Regions from separate parts of the Homo sapiens genome. Here region 1 is linked to region 2. The links are chromatin contacts, found by Hi-C in ENCODE. All regions are on one chromosome and are shown on one strand. Each heading gives the region's core, a stretch centred on a gene start or an enhancer-like site at or near the end of the contact. The rest is flanking DNA. Distances are from core to core; before and after follow the strand shown. Region 1 overlaps UBASH3B (ubiquitin associated and SH3 domain containing B). Region 2 overlaps SORL1 (sortilin related receptor 1).

What was found. A loop is a pair of places that touch in the nucleus more often than their neighbours do. Pooled maps may share reads with other maps.
Region 1: a pooled map shows a loop between it and region 2 (5-fold over the local background). The contact joins two enhancer-like sites. A Hi-C loop is called at or near these places in 5 of 50 pooled maps.

Annotation. Positions count from the first base shown.
Region 1 is chr11:122,696,360-122,700,259 of GRCh38, forward strand. The region is part of intron 1 of UBASH3B (ubiquitin associated and SH3 domain containing B); the gene reads left to right. Among named protein-coding and RNA genes, the nearest start is that of UBASH3B, 43 kb to the left of the region's middle. Within about 2 kb of position 1,537, at least 8 of the 41 ENCODE cell types and tissues checked have a DNase peak (open chromatin) inside an H3K27ac peak, as active enhancers do.
Region 2 is chr11:121,466,677-121,470,648 of GRCh38, forward strand. It overlaps SORL1 (sortilin related receptor 1), which reads left to right. Exons shown (of 48, transcript NM_003105.6): 2 at 3,331-3,447. Among named protein-coding and RNA genes, the nearest start is that of SORL1-AS1, 16 kb to the left of the region's middle. RefSeq lists enhancers at 1-291, 1,340-1,389, 1,770-1,819. Within about 2 kb of position 1,480, at least 13 of the 41 ENCODE cell types and tissues checked have a DNase peak (open chromatin) inside an H3K27ac peak, as active enhancers do.

The DNA.
Region 1 (3,900 bases), core at 287-2,786, 1.2 Mb after region 2:
AGACTCGTTCTGTCACCCAGGCTGGAGTGCAACCTCTGCCTCCCGGGTTCAAGCGATTCTCCTGCCTCAGCCTCCTGAGTAGCTTGGATTATAGGCACCTGCCACCATGCCCAGCTAATTTTTGCATTTTTAGTCGAGACAGGGTTTCACCATGTTGGCTAGGCTGGTCTCAAATGCCTGACCTCTGGTGATCCACCTGGTACTCCTAAAGTGCCAGGATTACAGGAGTGAGCCACTGCACCCAACCAATACTACATTTCTAAATCTGTATTTTCAAAGACTTTAGCTAAAGACTAGAATGTGTAAGTTGCACGTGTGTCCGAGCTATGCCCACCCTTTCCTGGGCCGTGTTTAGTACCGCAGCCACATCAGAGCAGAATTGCAGGTGGCTAATGGCCCCTGCCTTCCCATCTGTACAGAATACACGGAGAGCACCCCAGTTCTAGGGCAGGCCGGAGTCTGTTGACAGACATTTCTCCTTATCTTGTTTTCACATCAGCTGCAGCACGATTTCTGTTCAGAGCAAGCGTGGGTGGGGGTTCCTCCCGCCCTGCCCTGTGCTAGCTGTTAAAATAGGAGGGTGGTTTACCGTATTGTTTTTCAAGTAAAGATCAGGCCACCAGGAGTTGGTGACTCCAGTGGGTCACTGGCGGTGTTTGTTCATAGCAAAGAAAAGTCAGCCCAGCTCTTTTGGGGATACATCAGTAATCTACATAGCAGCCATTTGATTTTGAAGATTAGGGTTTGGGGGGGAAGTTTGAAGTTTTGTTTGACTGCTAAGAGGAATTAGATAGCTCTCAAAACATTTTTCAAACTCAAGTAATTGGACTCTCCAAACAACGGGAATGGTGGCATAACAGACCACTAACATTTCAATTGCGCTTTCCAATCGACAAAGTACTTTTACATATGTGATTATTCCCTTTATTACAGAAGAGAAAACTGAAGCTCAGAAATCCCAGCTATTCAGGGGGCTGAGGCATGATAATCGCTTGAACTGGGAGGTGGAGGTTGCAGTGAGCCGAGATCGCAACATTGCACTCCAGCATGGGCTACAAGAGCAAAACTACGTCTCAAATAAATAAATAAATAAAATCCCAGTATATGGTCTGCACACACTACACATTTATACCCACAACTTCAGATTAAAGTGAACATTAATGACCGTACTGAAGCAAATAGAGTTCCAGAGATTTCTAGTGACTGAGGGCGCTAGAATTCGAACCCAGATCCACTGCCTCCCACTTCTGGATCCTTTTTCCTCCACCATCCTCCCTCACACTTGTTTCCATCTTCTTGTCCAATGTGAATTGTTTATTTGCTGCTTCAGCATACAGCACCTCAGTACCTTGATAGTCAGGACTTAGGTTGGGCAGGATAGCCACATTAAATAAGCAAGGATTGAGTCATTGCGTTGCACCATAGATACATGGGTTTACAGCAACTTAGAATAAAGAAAAGAGGAAGCAGCTGCTGTGCTGGGAGCTTCATAGACCTGACACTGTCCAAGGGGGAGTATATTTATATACCTCCTCATTTAATTCTCAAACAGCCTCCGGAAACACATTCTCTCATTTTCATCTGACAGTTAAGAGCACTGGGGCGTGGCGATGTAAGGAAACTTGCCGAAAGTTGCATAACGAGTCAGTGATGGAGCCTGCATTTGAACCTAGATTTGTCTCATTCCAAAGCCAGCCCTGTCCAACCCGCACATTCTCTCAGTGAGGAAACCAGGGTGGTGGAATGACTGCTCTGGCAAATTAAGGGCAGAGCTGGGCTCAGCCACGTAGTCTCAGTGTTCTTGCCAGTATACCTGGCAGATCTCTTCTCTTAGAGTTGGAATTCTCCTCTGTCGTATTAGATGAAAAGTTGTCAACATTGCAGATGACCTCCTCTCCCCCTACCCATACCCCCATAGTCACGCCAAATTTTTGTTGCAATTCACACCAGGCATGGATTTCTATCTTCTGTTGCTCCCCACCTTCCAAAATCTTCCATGCCCCTCATCTAGGCTCTGGCAAAAGTTGTTCCCAAGTAACACTATGTGACCATTTGAATTTTACATTTTCTCCCCACCTTGCAACAAGGCAGGAGAGAATGGCTTTGGAACTATAGAAAATTAGGATGGTATAAGGCTAAAGAAGAGCAAGAAGATGGATGCATTATGTAATGAAAACTGCACTCACAGTATGGGAGAGCCTGGGGCATATGTTTGGTAAGGCAGGTGCCAGCTGTGAGGATACTAGAAACCAGGTGTGGGAGCATCCTGGGTGCCGTGTGTGGAGGCTCACTGAGTTGCTACAATGGTCAGAACCTAAAGCTAGTTCCCTAACTCCCAATGATCCCACAGCCCCCACATTCCATCCACCCGACACCCAGCACTCCCCATGCCTCTGGAAATCTATTTGCTTCAGTACGGTCATTAATGTTCACTTTAATCTGAAGTTGTGGTTATAAATGTGTAGTGTGTGCAGACCATATACTGGGATTTTATTTATTTATTTATTTGAGATGGAGTTTTGCTCTTGTAGCCCATGCTGGAGTGCAATGTTGCGATCTCGGCTCGCTGCAACATCCACCTCCCAGTTCAAGCGATTATCGTGCCTCAGCCCCCTGAATAGCTGGGGCTGCAGGTGCCCAGCACCACACCCAGCTAATTTTCGTATTTTTAGTAGAGACGGGGTTTCTCCATGTTGGCCAGGCTGGTCTCGAACTCCTGACCTCAGGTGATCCACCTGCCTTGGCCTCCCGAAGTGCTGGGATTCCAGGCGTGAGCCACTGCGCCCGGATTGGGATTATTTTTAAATCTTTTCGCCCCTGATGGAGGAGGGGCATGGGAGGGAACTGGTATCTATTAGGTGCCTGCTGTACCTAGGTTATTTTATTTAATCCTCATGGCAACACTCAGTGTCTTACAGATGGAAAAATGTGATCTTCATCTTAGAGAACTCACAACTCAGAGGAGTGTGGCACGTGGAGTCACCGAATTGAGTTTGAATCTTAGGAAGCTGCTATGTGTTCTTGGCATTTCCTGCAACCTCTATGCTATCTCTTCTTCTGTGAAATGCCTGTGGATAATATTATCCACCTTCCAAAATTATTGTGAGAAACACATCAGATGACTGATTTTTCTTTTTAAATCTTTCTTTCTTTCTTTCTCTTTCTTTCTTTCTCTTTCTTTCTTTCTTTCTTTCTTTCTTTCTTTCTTTCTTTCTTTTCTTTCTTTCCTTTCTTTTTTTTTTGAAACAAGGTCTCCCTCTGCCACCAGGCTGTAGTGCAGTGGTGCAATCTCTGGTTACTGCAACCTCCGCCTCCAGGGCTCAAGCGATCCTCCCACCTCAGCCTCCTGAGTAGCTAGGACTAGAGGCAAATGCCATGACAGCCAGATAATTTTTGTATTTTTTTGTAGAGACATGGTTTCGCCATGTTGCTCTGGCTGGTCTTGAACTCCTGAGCTCAAGTAATCTACCTGCCTCGGCCTCCCAAAGTGCTGGGATTACAGGCATGAGTCACCATGCCCAGCCCAGATGACTGATATTTCAATGTCTTGTAATCTATTAAGGTTTACGTAAATATTATTGTTTAGCTTTGGAAATCGATCAAGGAATTGACAATGGTACCCAGAGCCCAGCAGTGGAACTAGAGGTCGTGTTGTTGGTGGTGCTTTATTCACTTGGCCGTATTCAGTGGGTAGGTTTGCAGCATGAGGTATCATGTGTGGGTACTAGCGGAGACCCGACATGCTGCACATCTGAGAGGCCAAGAGAAACTGAGGTAACCATCATTCCCCCGGGAGCAGCACCGCTGTTGGAGTGAGGAAGAGGTCAGTCTCTTATGATTAGGTAGAGATCCAATTCCTCAACACTTTGAACTAGCACAAAGTCCCCAGTGCTGAATGAG
Region 2 (3,972 bases), core at 230-2,729:
CGCATCCATTCCTGATTCCTGCAACTAGGTCTGCTGTGGGGGGATGGGCACCCGGGCTGCCTTGGGGATCAGCTGTGACTCACCAGGGAGTTATTCTTATGACCAGGATGTGCCTGACATCTCGCCAAGCAAAGGAGCTGAGCTGTTCCTGCGAGTGCCTGGTGGCCCTCGTACAAGTCATTTCTTGCCAGGGATTTTATCCCCCTACTGGGCTGCCCCTTTTCAGTCTGCTCTTATGAGTAAAAGGGACATCTAATAAAAAAAGCTTTCCTTAAAAAAAAGAAGAGAAAGAAACAAAGTAACAAACAAACAGGTGTTTTACCAGGCTTGCCTTCTAGAGGTTTTCTTTTTTTCTTTTTTTTTTTTTTTTTGAGGTGGAGTCTCGCTCTGTTGCCCAGGCTGGACTGCAGTGGTACAATCTTGGCTCACTGCAAGCTCCGCCTCCCGGGTTCACGCCATTCTCCTGCCTCAGCCTGCCGAGTAGCTGGGACTACAGGCACCCGCCACCACGCCCGGCTAATTTTTTGTATTTTTAGTAGAGACCGGGTTTCACCGTGTTAGCCAGGATGGGAGTTTTTCTTTGTAGAAAAGCCCTTGGATGTTTTGAGGCTTGCCCTTGGTGCTCTTCTCACCTTTCACCTGCCTTGGGATTGGTGAGGAGGTCTCCTGTCCTCTGAGTAGATCGATTTCAGCAAGTTATCTTCAGACCTTTTGCCCACTCTGATCACTGAAAGCTTTGCAACCTACTCAAAGCATTATCTGAGTGTTACCTGCCAGAGGGAGCATTTTGATGTCATCTTTGAGGATGCCCAAGTTGAATATTTGAGGACTTTTTATCCCAGATCCCAGGGGAACATGGGTGATTTTTTTTTTCTAGGTTCCTAGTCCTTTATTGTATTGACATTTGCATAGTTTTCTATCCCCACTCTGGTTCAAGAGTGCAGATGTTTTGGGAGGGGAGGAAACTTTTAGCTGGGATTCCCAGGGCACATGTGTTGTGAGTTTCTGATCTCCAGATGGATCCAGGGGATTGGGCTGGAGAGGAGGAAAAGGGAAGGCTTCAGCGACCGGAGGAGATTCCTTTAGCTGCTTTCTCTTTGTAGCATTCTGGATTAAATAATTTATTTACTTCTATTTCTTATTTGCACTTCTCTGTTAGTGCTTGCCTGGACTTCTCTATCTGGGAATGAGGAGAGACATTTTGGAAGGACACATATTCCTAGGTCCTTTTCTTTAAAGTAAGGTCGCCTTTCAAATGTTTTTCAAAAAGAGTTTGATCCTGGATCAAATTAAATGCAGGTATTTAAAACTCCAAGTAACGTCGTTAAGGATTAGCTGCTTTGTCCTTCTGCCAGCCAAATATGTGGCACAGGTGTTTCTCTTTTCCCTGATGACATCTGAGAGCACCTCAAGGAGTGGGTGGGGAAAGTTCGAGTGTGCTGGGGGGAGGAAGCGAGAGAAGGAGAAAGGAGCTGTGGGTTTTCTGCCGCAGAGCCTTGATGAGAAGACAGCTCGGAGGGCAGGTTGGCCCAGGCTTGAACTGTCATCAGTCTAGGCTTACTCGTGGGTGGGGTGGACTGTGCGGGCTGGAGTCCCAGAAGCTTGATTTCCTTCCACGTGTGCCTCAGACAGCTGAGGTTGAGGAGGCTGGTGGAATAGGCTTCTCTCAGACATCGCTCAGCAAGAGAGGCAGCCTGTGATCCTGGTTTCATGGCATTGTCCTGCTTCTGAGTGTTGGACCACCTCTCAGAATTTTTTTTTTGAGACTGAGTCTTGCTCTGTCGCCCAGATTGGAGTGTGGTAGCTCAACCTTGGCTCACTGCAACCTCTGCCTCCTGAGCTCAAGCGATTCTTCTGCCTCAGCCTCCCGAGTAGCTGGGACTACAGGTGCATGCCACCATGCCTGGCTACTTTTTGTATTTTTAGTAGAGATGGGGTTTCACCGTATTGGCCAGGCGGGTCTTGAACTCCTGACCTCAGGTGATCTGCCCGCCTTGGCCTCCCAAAGTGCTGGGATTACAGTCGTGGGCCACCGAGCCTGACCAGCTCTCAGAATTTTTGTTATTCCTGTCATGACTTTGCTTTCCACAGAGTGGGTGGAATGTATGGTTCAGGTGTTCAAATGCCAGTCCTCAGACAGGTGTCCATCAGCCAACAGTGAAATAAGAAAATAAAAGTAATGTAGTTTTCCATACAGTGAAACAATGGTTCTTTATTCTGAGATGATATGCTTCCTCAGTTTTCAGTGTTAACACATCTTTGAAAAAATGACAATGACTCTAGATAGTGGTCATATTGCCCTGTAAGGTGAGCTGCGTAACAGACAAATCCCAAAGGCTCAGCGTGTGGCTGAGTTGAGGCTCCGGGTTATGAGAAGTTCAGGATGAGTGCTACTGGTTAGCGGAGGTCTTTTCCATGGGGATGCAGCCTCCTTCCGTCTTCGGCTCTGCCCTCCTCTGGGGCTTTGGAGTCCTCTGAATGCGGCCTGCGGATGGGGAAAGAAAAGAGGACTGCATGGGGGCCAGGCCGATAGTGGCCCTGATGACTTCTCTCACATTACACCTGCTGGAACTCAGTCCCAGGCCACACCTTCTGCCCCACAGCCTGGACCAGAGTCTGCGGTGTCCTCAGGAAGCAGAGGAAAGAGATTGAGAGAGTAGCTAGTCCTGTTTTTGTGATGTCCTTACTTGGCAGAATAGAAGTTGCCAACCAGTCCTCTGTTGGCCTTCCTCATTTTTATTTTATCGGTTTACCAAATCTAAAAGTCTGAGAACTAAAATATTTCCTTATTTGAGACCTTTCAAAAATAATTTTGAAAAGCTTCACAATGATACTTCTCTCATTTCTCATTACCAGCTGAAAGTGAATGACAGTACCACCAAGCCAGAAAAAACATAGTTGGAACAGAAGTTTGAAAAGCATGTGATCTTTCTGGCCTATGAATTTTTTTTGAACAAGGGCAATGTTTCCATGCTTTGGTTTAAAATCTTACCAGTGCATGTCATACATAGAGTAAGGATCAGAGTAACCAGAGATTGGTATCATAAAGGATGAAAATAATCAAAGGAATTGGTTATGCCAATGAGAGCCCAAGAAGCTTTTCTACAATCTCTTTACATCCAAAATAGCAGGGGACTCATTTCTTTGTGGGGAAGTTGAGTGTGACAGAATATGCATGAGGTGGGAGGGGAAGAGGCCACCTTGGCCCAAATGCTTTAGATGGCAGAATCTTCATCATTTCTGCTTGACAAAGGAGGAAAGAGTCTTGATTTAGAATGTGTGTGGCCATCACTTATCGTGGGTCCTAATTCCTACATTGATCTCTTTCAGGTTAGTCTGAATGATTCCCACAATCAGATGGTGGTGCACTGGGCTGGAGAGAAAAGCAACGTGATCGTGGCCTTGGCCCGAGATAGCCTGGCATTGGCGAGGCCCAAGAGCAGTGATGTAAGTGTTGTGTTGGCTCTGGGCACACCTTGGTGCCATCAACATGCCCTTTTCTGGTCCACTGGGATTATCATACTGGAAAAAGTAGTGGGTAATTGGAACATGGAATGGATGAATTGTATGACAGGGAAGATAATCTAGAAAATGATATATCCCTTGTTTGCTGAACACAGGGAGGTGCAGTCAGTGTTGCAAACAGATCCATGCAATGTGTGATTACCTTTGGGAAGTAATAGCATATGGACTGGATTGTTGCATCTGCCCAAGAAAATACCAGAGTGCCTTCCTGGGCAGAGCTGCCTGCCTGCAGCTGAGCCCGATGGAATCAAATTGGCCTTTCCCATATGCTGGTTTCTTCTAACCCATTATAGTGGGATGAGCTGTTGAAACTGATTCTCTAATATTCTTAATTTCTATAGCTGGGTATTTGTGATCTTTAGTAGGTGAGGTACTTTGAAGACTCAAGATGCCAAGGGTTATAAACTCAAAGGCCTGTGGGAGGCCGGGCAGGTAAAGGACAGGAGT